Regions from separate parts of the Homo sapiens genome. Here region 2 is linked to region 1. Evidence: chromatin loops called from intact Hi-C (ENCODE). Cell type or tissue: MCF 10A. All regions are shown on one strand. Region 1 overlaps IL1RAPL1 (interleukin 1 receptor accessory protein like 1). Region 2 overlaps IL1RAPL1 (interleukin 1 receptor accessory protein like 1).

What was found. Hi-C counts contacts between places; a loop is a spot of excess contacts. Peaks named below come from ENCODE experiments on the same cell type or tissue, not always from the same donor. Only the 100,000 strongest peaks of a DNase experiment are listed, where the experiment ranks them.
Region 2: it touches region 1 in a loop (9-fold over the local background); 2 of 110 quality-filtered maps call a loop at or near these places.

Annotation. Positions count from the first base shown.
Region 1 is chrX:29,659,115-29,667,114 of GRCh38, forward strand. The region is part of intron 5 of IL1RAPL1 (interleukin 1 receptor accessory protein like 1); the gene reads left to right. Among named protein-coding and RNA genes, the nearest start is that of MIR4666B, 89 kb to the left of the region's middle. RefSeq lists an enhancer at 2,662-3,861. In MCF 10A, no CTCF peak of the experiment used is centred here; DNase peaks (open chromatin) are centred at 3,157, 3,747 and 4,077.
Region 2 is chrX:29,465,631-29,473,630 of GRCh38, forward strand. All of the region lies in intron 5 of IL1RAPL1 (interleukin 1 receptor accessory protein like 1), which reads left to right. Among named protein-coding and RNA genes, the nearest start is that of MIR4666B, 100 kb to the right of the region's middle. In MCF 10A, no CTCF peak of the experiment used is centred here; a DNase peak (open chromatin) is centred at 4,591.

The DNA.
Region 1 (8,000 bases):
TGGAGGCATCACACTACTTGAGTTCAAATTGTACTACACAGCAACAGTAACCAATACAGAATGGAACTGGCACAAAAACAAACACATACACCAATGGAACGAAATAGAGTTGTTATGACCAACCATTCTATTCTCTACCTTCATAAGATTGACTTGTTTTGCTCTCACATATGAGTGAGAAAATGTGATATTTTTCTTTCCGTGCCTGGCTTATTTCACGTAATATAATGACTTTCCATCTATCTTGCTGCAAATGACAGATTTTCATACTATTTTATTGCTGAATAGTATTCCAATGTGTACATATGCCACATTTTCTTTTTATTATTTTGAGGAAACTCCATAGAGTTTTCCACAATGGCAGTACTACTTTACGTTTCCACCAACAGTGTACAGGCATTCACTTTTCTCTGCAGCCTCTCCAACATTTGTTATTTTTTGTCTTTTTGATAATAAATAGCATTTCTAGCTGGGCTGAAATTTCTCTTCGTGGTTTTTGTTTGTGTTTTTGTTTTTGGTTTGTTTTTGAAACGGAGTTTTGCTCTTGTTGCCCAGGCTAGAGTGCAATGGCGCGATCTCAGCTCACTGCAACCTCCGCCTTCCGGGTTCAAGCGATTCTCCTACCTCAGCCTCCCAAGTAGCTGGTATTACAGCTATTTGTGGTTTTAATTTGCATTTCTCTGATGAAGATTTTTGCTGTTGAGTTGTTTGAGCTCTTTATATATTCTACTTACTAATCCCGTGTGTATTAGTTCATTCTTGAATTCATATAAGGAACTACCTGAGACTAGGTAATTTATGAAGAAAAGAGGTTTAATTGACTCACAGTTCTGCAGGCTGTGCAGGAAGCATGGCTAGGGAGGCCTCAGGGAATTCACAATCAGGCAGAAGTGAAGAAGAAGCAGGCACATCTTCATATGGCAGAGCAGGAGAGAGACAGCGAAGGGGGAAGTGCTACACACTTTTAAACAACCAGATCTCCTGCGAACTCACTCACTATCATGAGAACAGCAAGAGGGAAGTCCGCCCCCATGATCCAGTCACCTCCCACAAGGCCCCTCCTCCAACATTGAGGATTACAATTCGACATGAGATTTGGATGGGGATGCAGAGCCAAACCATATCACCTTGTCAGGTAGATCATTTGCAGATAATTTCTTCCATTTTGTAGGTTGTCTCTTCACTTTGTTAACTGTTTCCTTTGCTGTGCAAAAGCTTTGTAGCCTAATGTAATCTCAATTATCTGTTTTTGCATTGGTTGCCTGTGCTTTTGAGGTCTTAACCAAAAAATCTTTGCTCAGAGCAATGTCCCCTAGCATATCCCCAATGTTTTTGTCTAGTAGTTTTATACTTTCAAGTCTTATATTTAAGTCTTTAATCCATTTTGAGTTTATTTTTGTATATGGTAAAAGATGGGTATCTACTTTTCTGAATATGAATATCCATGTTTCCCACACCATTTATTAAAGAGACTATCCTTTCCCCAATGTATGTTCCTGGTGCCTTTGTAAAAAATGAGTTGGCTGTAAGTGCATGGGTTTGCTTCTGGGCTCTCTATTCTGTTCCATTGGTGTATGTGTTTGTTTTTGTGCCAGTACCATTCTGTATTGGTTACTATTGCTTTGTAGTACAATTTGAACTCAAGTAGTGTGATGCCTCCAACTTTGTTCTTTCTGATTAGGATTGCTTTGGCTCCTTGGGCTCTATTTCGTTCCATATGAATTTTAGGATCTTTTTTCTACTTCTGTGAAAAATGACATTAGTACTTTGATAGGGATTGCAATGAATCTGTCAATTGCTTTGGGCAGTATGGTCATTTTAATGATATTAATTCTTCCAATGTATGATATGAGTGTGGGATGTCTTTTCATTTGTGTACATCCTCTTCAACTTTCTTCATCAGTGTTTTATAGTTTTCCTTGTAGAGATCTTTCATCTCCTTGGTTAAACTTATTCATAGGTATTCTATTTTTTGTGCTATTGTAAAGGGGATTTCTTTCTGAGCTAGTTAATTATTTGTGTATAGAAATGCTACTAATTTTTGTATGTTGATTATTATCCTGCAACTTCACTGAATTCATTTATCAAATCTAAGAGTTTTTTGGTGGAGTTTTTAGATTTTTCTATGTATAAGATCGTGTCATCAGCAAGTAAGGATAATTTGACTTCTTTCTTTCAAATTTGAATGCCATGTATTTCTTTCTATTGCCTAATTGTTTTTACAAAGACTTGCAGTACTATGTTGAATACAAGTGGTAAAAGTGGACATCTTTGTCTTGTTCCAGATCTGAGTGGAAAGGCTTTCAGTGTTTCCCTATTCAGTAAGTGAAGGATAGTAGAGATTAGCCAGAGCTTATCTCATAATAAATGACTATGACATTAGCCTAAAATATGAAACTTTCCAAGACCACTTCCCTTTGGGGGATCACAAGGAGATGAGTCATCAGTCACTGCCTTACATTTTTGAAATATAAATCAACATTGAATAGTAAAATTAGCCTTATGGATAAAAAGAGGTGACTAAACTGATTTATAAAAACTTGTCTCTGGATAATTAATCCACCCTAAACTTGCTTCTCTTATGTTGTCTCCACATATGGTTAAATGGTACCACCATTCATGTGTTTGCTCAAGCTCATAACTAGGGATCATGCCCCTTAACTCATGAACATTCGTTTATAATTCACATCTAGTCAGTCAGTAAATTTTGTTAGTTCTACTTACCAAATAGATACTTAAGGGAAAAAAATTCTACCACTTCCACCACCAACACTGTGCCGTCGCCTTTCAGTGGACTGCCTCAACATCTTCCTCCCTGCCTTCCTGCCTCCATTCTGCCTCTCTGCCTCCACACCACTTCATTCTCCCAGACTTGAACACCAAAATGCCAGAGTGATACCTCTGGTACAAATGCTACTTGGGGCTCTCTTATTTTTAAAACTCTCCAAAGCATTCCTCTTATACTTAAAATAAAACCCAAGTCCTTTCCATGTTCTACAAGGCCCTTCCTGCATTGGCCAGTGGCTATCTTTGAATTCATTGTCACTCTTTTTTTACATCATTATAGATACAGTGGCATTCTTTGCCCTCTCTTAAGCATGCCAAGTATACTCCATCTCAGCACCTTTGAACTTGCTCTTCCCTCTGCCTGGCATAAACATCCTCCAGGTTTTGCTATGACTCACTTCCTCCCTTCTCACAGATATGTTCCAAATGATCATCAGAGCAAGCTTTCCTGACAGTTTTTTCTAAAATAGCATTTACATTAGTCTCTATCTCTTTAGCTGCTTTAATTTTCATAGTACTTATAATCACCTGGCATTATATTGTGTGTGTATCAATTTATATGATTATTTTGCATCTCCTTCTCTGGAATGCAGGCTTCATGAAAGCAGAAGTTTTGTCTGTCTTGTTCACTATTATAGCCCCTAGTACCTGGTAGAGAGGAAATATTTTAAAAATATTTTTTGAATGAATAAATGAATATTTTTATAGTTTAATTACAAACCACACTTATCAAATTAAATGAACAAAATACTAAGTATCAAAGCTAGCCAAATGAATTCCTTGGCTTTCCTAAATACATGTCTTTTGATGGATATATTATGAGTTACTTCCTTGGAAGTATTTGTTCTGTCTCCTTGGCATGACTCTTAAGTTACCTTGTATATGTTGTTAGTTTAGTCATCAACTGACCTCCCCGCACCTTTCTGTTCAGTTGCTTAGTCACTCCTCACTCTTTGAGGCTCCTGAGGCTCCATGACTCCGTGGTTAGTCACCACAATTATTTGCAACAGAAAGGAGAAATGTTGCCAACCCCAAAGCATTAGAGATAAGTGAAAAATAGAGCACCCCTTTCACCCCAAGTGGATTCACCTAGTAAATGTTGATGTTTTCTTCTGTCCATTTCCTTCTTCTGCAAGGACCATGAGATTGTGTTTACATTCTACAGCTCTCACAAGATGTATGCTCCAATATTAGAAACTAATGTTTAAACATTCCAGGCCAAAGAAAGCAAAACTGAAATTCCACTCTTGAGTCATTCAGAGGTTGAAGCATTATGGGTGATCCAAGTTCCCCTGACTATCTGTGAACACAGGCAGTTGTTTGTCAATTCTTTTAAGTTAAAAAAAAATGCACAAACAACCTATTGTAAAATGGAGTGAGTCAGTGCAATTGCACAAAGCATGTTTTATTGTCAGCTGTATAAATCTGTGAATATTTTTCGTGACCAGTTTTAGTTGGTGGATTTAAATGAGGTCACCAAAAAGTTATCTCTGAGTATAGCACTCGCCACAGTGCATCATAAATATGCTCTCATCTATGAACATCCTTATGAATGACTCTATGTCTTACTCATTCTTTTATCTCTAAATTAGTACTGACTATTTTAGGTCCTTCATAAATGCTTTTGAAATTGGATTATGGAGGTATTTATAATTATCTAGATTATAAGCTCTTTCAGGACTAAATGCTATGTTTTGTTTACATTTGATCCCCTTATAGTCCTGTACATTGCCTTGCATATTTAAAAGTCTTTAGAATATTTTTGTTGAATTGATTTGTTAAGTATAGATCAATCCCCCTGCTATGGAAACTAATGTGGAAAGTGTTAATGATTCTTAAATCAGGGTCTAAACCCCTTTTGATCCTTTGGTTGGATGTCCAGTTCATTATTTCACAAATAGTAATATTTTTCTTGTCAGGCTATATAGGCTGCTAAATGCTATTATCCCAAACTTTGATGGATATAATTAGAACAGATTTATTTTCCGTCTACTATATGCAGGAACTTAATCTGTTTTCCTATTAAATCCTCACGACAATTCATGCAGGAAGACTATGTCACATTCTCCATATAAAAAGACTGAGACTAAGAGATGTTAAGTAATTTATCCAACTTGCCAAACAAATAAGGCAGAATCAGGAACTGTTAGACCTGTTTCCTTGAACACTAACTGTGTGAAATCTTTCCTACTCTACCACAATGCTTCTAAGAAACAAAGTGGGCCGGGCGCGGTGGCTCACGCCTGTAATCCCAGCACTTTGGGAGGCCGAGGCAGGCGGATCACGAGGTCAGGAGATCGAGACCAGCCTGACTAACGCGGTGAAACCCCGTCTCTACTAAAAATACAAAAAATTAGCCAGGCATGGTGGCGGGTACCTGTATTCCCAGCTACTCGGGAGGCTGAGGTAGGAGAATGGCATGAACCCAGGAGGCAGAGCTTGCAGTGAGCGGAGATCGCGCCACTGCACTCCGGCCTGGGCAACAGAGCGAGACTCCGTCTCAAAAAAAAAAAAAAAAAAAAGTGAAGGGAACTAGTTAAAATACATTATGAAAATTATATATGACTTTGAAAGAAACATTTTATGGTAGGATAAGTATAGATATCCAAAATGTATCGAATATTCTCAATAGTATTTGAGGGATTAGTATGTGAAGGATTAAAATTAACTTTTAAAGGCGTGATTGTTCAACAGAGAAAGATACATGTATTATAGACACCTCACATTTCTCTCCACGTTAAGAACTTTAAAAAGACTCAAGAATCTTGGCCTCTTTACCCTGGTGTTGTCATATTTGTTTTAGGAAGATAGTGTTTTACTTTTTACCGTTCCATAGCTCAAGTGTAAAAGGGATGGGGAAAAGAGGGAGAGGCTGTATCCCTTTATGAATACTCAGGAAAAGTTAATATAGATAGGGAATCAATCCTGTACACATCTTCATGTGTTCTGACTTCTAGATGTTTCTCTAACTGGTAGCTAGTAAGAAAAATTAGTGTCCTTAAAATGTTCCTTCTATTATGCAGAAGCTTTGTCAACTGAGACATTAATAACTCTGTAAGAGAGGTCTGTTATTATTTAAATGTCTATAGAGCTTTACCGTTGTTAATAGGATGTTCTGAAGAATAAAATGAGGTCTTGAAAATACTTTTGTTGGTGAATACAAAGCTATGTTTAATGCAAAATTAGTGAGAGAAAAATCTCTACTATAATTGCTGTGGGTTTTTGTGGACAAAATATGATTAGGATTTAAAATTACCCTGTGCTTCATATCATTACTGTTACACTTTGTTTAGTTTTCAAAGTGATTTCCATTTGTGAGTGAGTGTGCATATGTGTGTATAGGTGTTTTCAAGGAAGAGAGAAATGTCTTCGTAACACAAGTTGTTTTCTTAACTATAAAAAGCCAGTTGGCTTAGTCATGGTCTAATGCTAAGAACGTTTCTTTTAAAATTGTAATTTGTTTGAATTTCCTTCTAGTTTCACCTTTGCCAGTGCAGAAAATAAAGAGGGTTTTTGTGGTTGTGTGTATGTTCATCTTGATTGGCCATTACCATAGCTGCATTTGTTTTCCAGTTCTGTGTTCTGTCAATTTAATCCAACTAATATTTATGAAATACCATAATGTTCCAGAAACATTCAAATAATGGAAAATTCAGCTCATATTCTTCCTTTGTGACTTTGTGACAGCAAAATTGGTCACCCTCAAGTGACTGTAGAACTGAGCTACATCTTAGCTTTAGCAGTCACCTCCTTTTCACAGTCATTTTGCCAATGTGTCAAATCAGTGGCTCAGCCATTGTGGTCTCTGGAAGTTTCCCTTCACTTCTATCAAAGACAGGCAAATCACATGAGAAATGTATCCAACTGATACCCATGATAATACCAAAACATGACACTTACAGATGATGACAGATTGCATGGCAAGAGCTCTCTGCCGTAGGTTATGATTATTTAGTTGCATGTTTCCAGTCTTGTAACAGATTGCACACACCTTGAGGGGAGACTGCACAGACCCATGCAATATTTGCTTGACAGAATTTTCCAAGGAGCACATAACAAAGAATGGGGAGGAAAAGATCTAGGAAGGATTCTAGTTTGAATTTGCTCTGTTATTTTTGGCAAGCCTTTTGATCTTTTTGTACCTCAGATCCTTGATCTCTAAAATAATAGAGTTGAATCAGTCCAGTTTTTTTTTAAGTTATTAATATTTTTTATTAAATTAAAATTTATTTTTAAATTTTTATTAAAGTTTTTTAACTACAAAGCACCGTAAGGTATAAGGACAGAAACTAAAGATATTCCAAACCCTGTATCATAATATCTGGCACATTATTCTGTTTAATATATATCAGTTGAATTGAATTGGATTTGTTTGGTCAACATCTTGGGTGAAATACTGATGTATAAGGTAAAATAAAAGCAGAACTAATTTTGTCAAAGAGGAATGGGTGGCACAACAAGGCAGGGAACTGAGCCCAGTGGGCACCCCCAAACTCCACCTACTCAGAGGGGCATGGTGAAAATCATACCATGTTAGAGAACACAGTTTCCAAATCAAAGAACTTAATAACCGTGTAATTCTTCCTGGCTTCAACATTCTATAATTCCATGACTGAGCTTTAAAGAATTCCTTTACTAACATCTAGTTTGCCACATGAAAGTAATATGAAAGATGTTAAGGATGTTGTAACATTATGCCGTCAAGTGGGTGGTGGGTTATGATGGAGAACCACAAAACCGTTTTGTATTTCTGAACAAATGTACTGCATACGGGTTTTATTATCTTTCTCTGTAGATCTTTATTTTTTGCCTTACTGCAAACTAATGTGGTATGCGTTTGAACAGGGAACAGTTCTCTCAGGTGCTTTCTGTAAAAAACTGTCAAGTCGTCTACTTGTAACTACATAGTCACAAGATTATATAAACTGACATAATTTACTGAATACAACACTTATTTAGATACCATAGTTGCTTTTGAAATTCACTGAAACCATTTGATAACCAGAGTCTAAGAAATGTAGATTTCCAACCTATTAATGGCAAACTATTTTGCCAATATTTAGTGAATATAAGCTGATTATTTAGGCAGTAGAAAAATAAAATCCATTAAGATCACTTTAGGCAGGAAATAAGAGTATTAAAGATTAATCAGAGTGATATCATATCTTTGAGAAGAATTTCAAAGCGATTGATCTCATCCTATTACCCAAACT
Region 2 (8,000 bases), 190 kb before region 1:
AGAATGGGCATTGGGATTTTTTAAAGATCTGAAATTGTTTTAATGGACAGCCACAACCGAGAACAACTGATATGTATTTCTTCTTTTAATTAGGTAGTTCTCAAACTCAACTGCCCATTGGAATCATCTGTGGAACTTGGCAAACTATTAGTGATTTGGTTCCATTTCTAGAGACTCTGATTTAATTGCTCTGGGGTAGGTCCTCTTGGTACTTTTAAAAATGCTCACTAGTTAATTGTGATTTGAGATCCACCAATAGGATGCTCATACTGGGTTTACAGATTAATGTTTTTCTGCATATATGTGTCACTCAGCCTCAGTTACCACATCATTACTATTGGGACACAGCTCAGGTTGCCAAATTCAGCAAATAAAAATAACTTTTCCTGGATAAGTTTGAATTTCAGATAAACAACAAATACTTTTTTAGTGTAAGTATGTCTCATGCAATATTTGGGACATACACTAAAAAGTAAGTTTTTTTAATTTAAAATTCAAATTTAACCAGATACCTTGTATTTTATCTGGCAACTCTAAACACAGTATAATTTAGGCAAGAGACAGAGCAAGGCCCAAATAATGCATTATATGAAGTGTGACCACAATGGTGTTCAATCCATATTCCAGGACAGAACTAAGATATTCTTATTGTCCCCCAGCTGCCACAGAGTAACCATTCTATCCCATAATACTACTTTTAGGCGGTCTCATCTGTAGCATCCCTCTTATTTATTGAGCAAAAGCAATGGACAGATGTAGGAGACAGACAGAAAAAACCTGAAACCTCCTGTCCCATCAGTGTTAAATCTTTTGGCAACAGAGAGTGTTAAATCTATTGGCAGCATAAGCTGAAATCATGGGACTGAAACTTATGACTTAAAAAAAGACAAACAAACAAAAATCCTGTGGGTTTCTATTGTTTTTACTTATGCAATTTCTCAAATATTTTCATGTAATTATAGAAGAGAAAAAAAAACAGATTAGTGCTGAAGTTCTGATCACTGGCTGAACTTCATAGCCTTAGCAGCCACTGTTAAACTTCGAGGTTCTGTCGCATTTATAGTGACAGCCAATTCCCTCAGAGTTACACAGCAGTTGCTGGCAAGTATAATCTCACATTTGGCAAATGCTTGCATTTCTGAAGCTCACTTTTTCATTGGTTCTTCTCAACAATGCTGTGAAGTAGGCAGGGAAGTTATGATATCCATTATATAACTAAGGAAAATTAGAATCAGGAAAGTGTTGCCTTGACCTAGAGTAGTATTTCTTAACGTGTGGTCCTGGACAAACTGCCTCAGCATTACCTGGGAACCTGTTAGAGACAAAAATTCTGAAACCCTACCCCAAACCTACTGACTTAGAAACTGCAGGATAGGCCCAGTAATTTGTGTTTTTATAAGCCTTCTAGTGATTCTGTTGCATGGTCAAGCTTGAAAACCCCTGCCTTCAGGGGTATGTGGTCCCAGCTCAAACATTACTAATACTAATGTTTATTTATTTAATTTATAGTTTATTTGTCCCCCTGGAGTTTAAAGGCTGTGAGGTCAGGGATGGTGTCACACTGCCTAGGTATATAATAGATATGCAGCAAATATTGCAAAATAAATTAATGAAGACTAGAACGAGTGAATGCATGAATCCCACATATGGGGGCTTCCATTGCCATGCCTTGCCTTAAAAGAAGTGTCCTGTGCTTAGAAAATTCCATTGCTTCGCTCATTCTCTCTTTTGAAGAATCTCAGCTAATGGGAAGAAAAATGGTTGACTGCATGAATTTATCCACAGGCATATTGAGACTAGATATTTCCCTTGACCCCTTAGTGGGACTTGCGAAGGGGTCGCTCACTTACTCAGCCTGCAGCACTCAAACCCCTTGAGGGAGGGGGAGCACACAGGTGAGCGGATGTGGGAGAGCCAGGGCCAAGTGCCTTTGGGCACCGGCAGGAATGAACCTTGTACTGGCCTGTGGCAGAGTACCACGTAGTACCTGGAAGGCACCTTAGTTTATCTAGTTCAGTCCTCTCATTGTATACATAAAGAAGGTAAATTTGTGAGTGGTAAAGTCTGTATCTACGCAATAAAATACTTCAATAGCTGGGGCTAGAACTCTGATGCCTTTATTCCCTTTAATATGCAAAGGTTTTGAGTACAGTGTCCTGTGAAGAATGCTTGAAATCTCACCATGGGGAATGTCACCAGTGCAATTCTGCTGTCTTTTATTTTTATTTTTATTTATTTTATTTTTTTAGATGCAGTTTTGCTCTTGTCGGCCCAGGCTGGAGTGCAGTGGCACAACCTCCGCTCACTGCAACCTCTGCCTCCTGGGTTCAAGCAATTCTACTGCCTCAGCCTCCTGAGTAGCTGGGATTACAGGTGCCTGCCACCACGCCTGGCTAATTTTTGTGTTTTTGTTAGAGACAGGGTTTCACTATGTTGCCCAGGCTGGTCTCGAACTCCTGACCTCAAGTGATCCAGCGCCTCGGCCTCCCAAAGTGCTGGGATTACAGGCGAGAGCCACTACGTCTGGCCAATTCTGCTGTCTTTATTTCTGCTTAATTATTACTTTTAATTTCATTATTTTATTACAAAACTTTAACTTTTTATATTGAATGGTATTATTAATATGGAATTTTGTATTTATAAAGTAAAGATTGAAGGAAGCGTATTTACTGCTAATGGAAAGTATCGCTTACTTTTTCCTTCAAAGCAGGAAAAGCAATGTGCAAACATGTAAGTGAAGGAAAAATCCAACCAAATCTCTTACCCGAGTATCTACATTAATATTGTTTGGTGGGTGAGATATTTCTGCAATTCTGCAGTATTAATCCATCCTTCTTTATTATGTCCACCGAAGGTGTAACACTGATTACAGTATGTTTTAGGGAAAACAATCCTCCTAGGCATAGTGGCGATAATTCTTCGACTTTTTTACTTTGCTGTCTTGGCTCATCACGGTGACCTTTAATTCATTTTCTCTTGTCTGGTCTTCTTTGCAGACACTACGAAGCCACTCTGTGGTGTCTATTGAGCTAAAGTCAATTAATCACAGGGTGACTTTTAAAAAATCAAGATTAATAATAGGTTATTTCATAGCCAGAATGCTTGATTAAGATGGGCACATTTGTGGTTCCCCTCATGGCTAGAAATAATTTAGCCAAGTTACAATATCTTGGGCAAATTTTTCTCTCTTATAATTTTCCCAATGAGAACTGCTCAGTTTAAATGGACTTCCCTAAGCTTCCATCAGGGGTTCTCAGAAGGGTTATACAAAATCACTTTCGTTAGCTACTGGGTACTCCTAAATGGAAGCATCTTTGTAAAGCCATGTAGCATTGGCACCTCTTCACAAAAACTTGGGGGGAGTCCGTGAAAAAAATAACGGGAAGTCTGTCTTTAAAGATAATAACGTCTGCCTCCAACATTTTACACATCTCAGTCATGCCCTGTGGTGGGAGCAAAAGAATTCTCTTTTCTCTTTAGTCTTGTGCCAAATTTTCTTTTCCTGTTGGCCTGAATCCACTAATGTCCTTGGTAGGTGGATCCTGGTGTATTAAAAGATTCATAGCATTTCATATTTATATTCTGCTTAACAATATGATGGTACACCTTAGCAGTTTAGCAAAATGGCAAATCTGTTTGCATAATAAACCATATAATGTGCTGCATCATCAATTTGACTTTGCTGGATGAACGAAGAGAACCAGTTGGCTCTGATGAAGTTGAGTTTTACAGGTCAATGCACCATCCATATTAAGGAAATCCAGGACAACTATGTACATATATATTGTAGCTAGAGGCTGAATACATTTTGTACAATATTTCATTTGCTGTTATAAAAGAAAAAAATATAAGCTTGGGTACAGCTACCATAGAAATCAATTTTTAGGTTTTATATTATTACTGCCTTTCTATTCCCCAGGTGTGCTTTTTCATAGCATCTCCATCCTAAACACAATTGCCTTTGAAGTACCAATATATCTCTTAGTGGATGACAATTTCCAAACTCTACTCAGAAAATACAGTGCAAATCCTGGTATAATATAATGGAACTACCAAGAGTTGTTATGGGGCTACATATTTTCTGTTCTCTACTCTCTTGAGATCTTAGCAAAATCCCTTCTTGGTAACCTTGGCTTATTGAAAAGGGCTAATTTATTTGGCATTAATCAGAAGACATATACCATCTCTCAACTAGACTCTCTCCACAACGTTCCTTTAAAATTTTTAATCTAGTGAAAACAGGGGGTAGCTTTATTCTGTAATAGTAATATGGTTCATGATATGGAGACTGCAGAAAGAAGACTGTAAAGCTGAATTTCACTGCAAGAAAATCGTGACTTCAATACTTCAGGAGAAAATCTTGTTGTTCAGTTTGCTGGAATTAATAGTTATTTTACCTGTCAAACTGTAGTACCATCGAAGTTTCACCAGACTGTCTAGAACAGACTAATTTGAAGAAGTACAATTTCCCAAGTAATGTTTTATTCTGCAGTCCCTCTCTTCAGGGCAACACACCCATGTAGGACCTCTCCCACTGCTAGTTTAGTCATGTGAAAGAGAATACCTCTTGTTGTTGCAAGTTATTTCATCATCATCTTGCTAAAGAAATGTCTCACTCTCCTAAGTCTCCAAGATCTTTTATTGGCCAGATTCCATATAAGGCTTTGTGTTCTACATTTGTGATCTAGGGAATTTAAAGCTTTTCACTTCTAGCTTACCAGAGGCTTCTGTATGTGGTAAATCATACATTGATATAAAAAGTAAATAATAATAATCATAATAATAGTTATGGCTTATGTAACCTATCTTTCTCAATAGTTATTGGACCATGATAAGTGATACCTCAATACCACATACCCCTTCACCCACCATCCACTATCTCTCATACCCTTCATAACCAAGCATCTTTTTTTCTTATACAATTTTATTAATGGAGATACAATTCACATACCATAAATCTACCATTTTATTTATTTTTAAAATACTTTAAGTTTAAAGTTTATTTTATTTAATTTATTTTAGAGATAGGGTCTCACTCTGTCATGGAGACTAGAGTGCACTGGCATGATCATAGCTCATTGCAGCCTCAAACTCCTGGGCCCAAGAGATCCTCCTGCCCCAGCCTCCAGAATAGATGGGACTACAAGTATGCATCGTGTCTGGTTAATTTTTTTATTTCTTGGCATAGACAGGGTCTTCTCTATGTTGCCCACTCTGGTTTTGAACTCCTGGCCTCAAGCAATCCTTTTGCTTTGGTCTCCCAAAGTGCCTGGTTTATTGACATGAGCCACTGTGCCTGGCCTACCATTTTAAATTGTACAATTTATTGTTTTTGATATATTTACAAAGTTATGCAACTATCACTACTGTCTAATTCCAGAACATTTTATCACCCCCAAAACAAACCATGCACCTGTTCACCAAAAAGTGACTGAAGCAGGTATCAATCAATAGAAGTTTATTTACCCAAAGTCGAGAAAGTACCTTGGAAAATATACAAATCACAGGAGCATCTGTGATCTGGGCTTTTTCCAAAGGAGGGGGTGGGGGAACTTCAGTATTTGAAGGGGAAAGAGCAAATAGGAGGGAAAAGAAAGGGAGAGAGGGTAGCCCCTGAGGTAAATGGCTAAATTCTAGTGAGGCTCTGTTTAGCTTCAGTAAATCTACATTTTACATGTGAAAAGAAGAACTAGAGGAAAAAGTCAATTAGGCATTTGTCTCAGGGTAGGCAGAGGGTTGATAAGCTGGCAATTGACATTGTCAGGGTTAGATTTCATAGAACTGGGTTTTAGGGCTAGTATATATAGGAAGGGTATGTATCCTGGAAGATTTAGGTGCTCACGAGGCAATTCCTTGTGAGGGAGGCCATCTGGGGAGACATGTGCCCTTCTATAGTTATGGGAAACTGGCTTAGAGATGAGGCTATGACACGGTGTTGCTGAATTACAGCTATCTGGGAACAAAAAGGAAGGCAGCATTGTGATTCCGTTCCCAAGCTTAACTTTGCCTTTGGCATAGTAAGTTTGGAGTCCCAAGATTCTATTTTCTTTCACATATCCATTAGCAGTCACTCCTCTTTCCCCCTCCCCCTAGGCCCTGGCAAGCACGAATCTACTTTCTGTCTCTATGAATTTGCCCATTTTGAATATTTCATATAAATGGAATCATCCAATATGTGACTTTTTGCGTCTGGTTTCTTTCACTTATCATCAGGATTTCATGGCTCATCCATGAAATGTCTCAGTACTTTATTACCTTTTATAGATGAATAATATTCCATTGGGTATACCAAATTTTGTTATGCACACATCAGTTGATGGAAATTTACAATTGCTTTCATTTTGAGGCTACTATGAATAATGGTGCATAGCCAGTCATCTTGATAGAGTTGTCTATACTCACTTTCTTTTTCTCCTCATTTCCTATTTACTCTTCAGCCTACTCCAGTTTGATTTCTGCTCCAGTCACTTCCCTAAAATGGCTTTCTCTGGTGTCACCAGTGATGGCTATACAACTAAATCCTACCCATTTTTCAGTGTATGTTGCTACCTATATCTCACAGCTCTAATTTGACACTGTAGTGTAGACCATGTCCTGTCTTCCCTTGATATGTATGAAAGTACACTCTTCTGGTTTTCCTCCTGTCACCATGGCTGTTGCTTCTCTGTCTCTTTTGCAGACTCACTTTTTCTCCTTGGCTAGTAAATGTGGGATTTACTCAAGACTGAGTCCTTGGGCACCTTTTCTTTTCACTCACAAGACCCATTCTAGGTAATTTGACCTCCACCTATGCCTTCAACAATCATGTATGTGCTTTTAACTACAAATTTATGTTTATAAGTTAGATTTTGGAACTGTATACCTGTCAAGGCCAGACTAATTTATTTACCCTGAATATATAACCATCTTACATTTTTTTATTTTCTTAGAGGATGATTTCCATTACTCACTCAGCTTGACAAGGCACAACATTTTTAAAAAATCTTTCTGATGGATAATAATCAAATAGTTAACAGCTCTGGACACTGGCTGCCTGGGTTCAGATCCAAAGTCTACACATACTCCCCGTGTGAACTTGGAGAAGTCACTTAACCTTTCTGTGTCTGTTACCTCGTCAGTAAGATGGGTACTTTTCAGGGTTGATGAGATGATAACATGAAATGTAAATACGCTGAAGATTTTAGAATCATGCCTGGCGTGAACTAAATACTTTAAATGTTCACCATTTTCCCTCTGCCTCATCTCCCATCTCTAATTCTTTTCTTTATGTCTAAAGCCAGCCAGACACACAGCTTCCCGGTGCTTTAGATATAAAGGCTAAAATGTGTAGCCTGGCCTGTTGTATTAGCTTCGTAGGGCTGCTATACCAAAATACCACAGACTGGGTGGCTTCAACAATATCAGTTAATTTTCTCACAGTTTTGGAGACTAGAAGTGTGAGATCAAGGTGTTGGTGGGGTTGGTTCTTTTTGAGGGCCATGAGGGAAGGATATGTTCTAGGCTTCTGTCTTTGGCTTGTAGAAAGCCATTGTTATCTTCTTGTTGTGTCTTTTCACATCTTCTTCCCTCTATGTGTGTCTCTTTGTGCAAATTTTTGTTTTATAATAAGGACATGAGTCAGATTAGATTAGAGGCCCACCGTACTCCAGCATGACCTCATCTTAACTAATTACATCTGTAATGACGTTATTTCCAAATAAGATCACATTCTGAGGTACTAGGGGTTAAAGCTGCAATATATAAATTTGAGAGGGATGGGACACAATTCAGCCTGTCACGTTTGGTTAGTCTTCTGCCAGCCTCTCCAGGTACATTTTTACTCTATGCTTTCTCAGCCTCTCAGCTAGCCATCCACACAGTAGCCTTCTTTTAAATGGGCCACAATCTTCCAGCCTTTCCAGACCTCTTTCTAAAAGATATTTCTTCAGCTAGAACACTCTTAATTCCATCTCACTGCCCCGCCCCCCACCCCCCACGACCCCTCAGAACACAGGCCATTT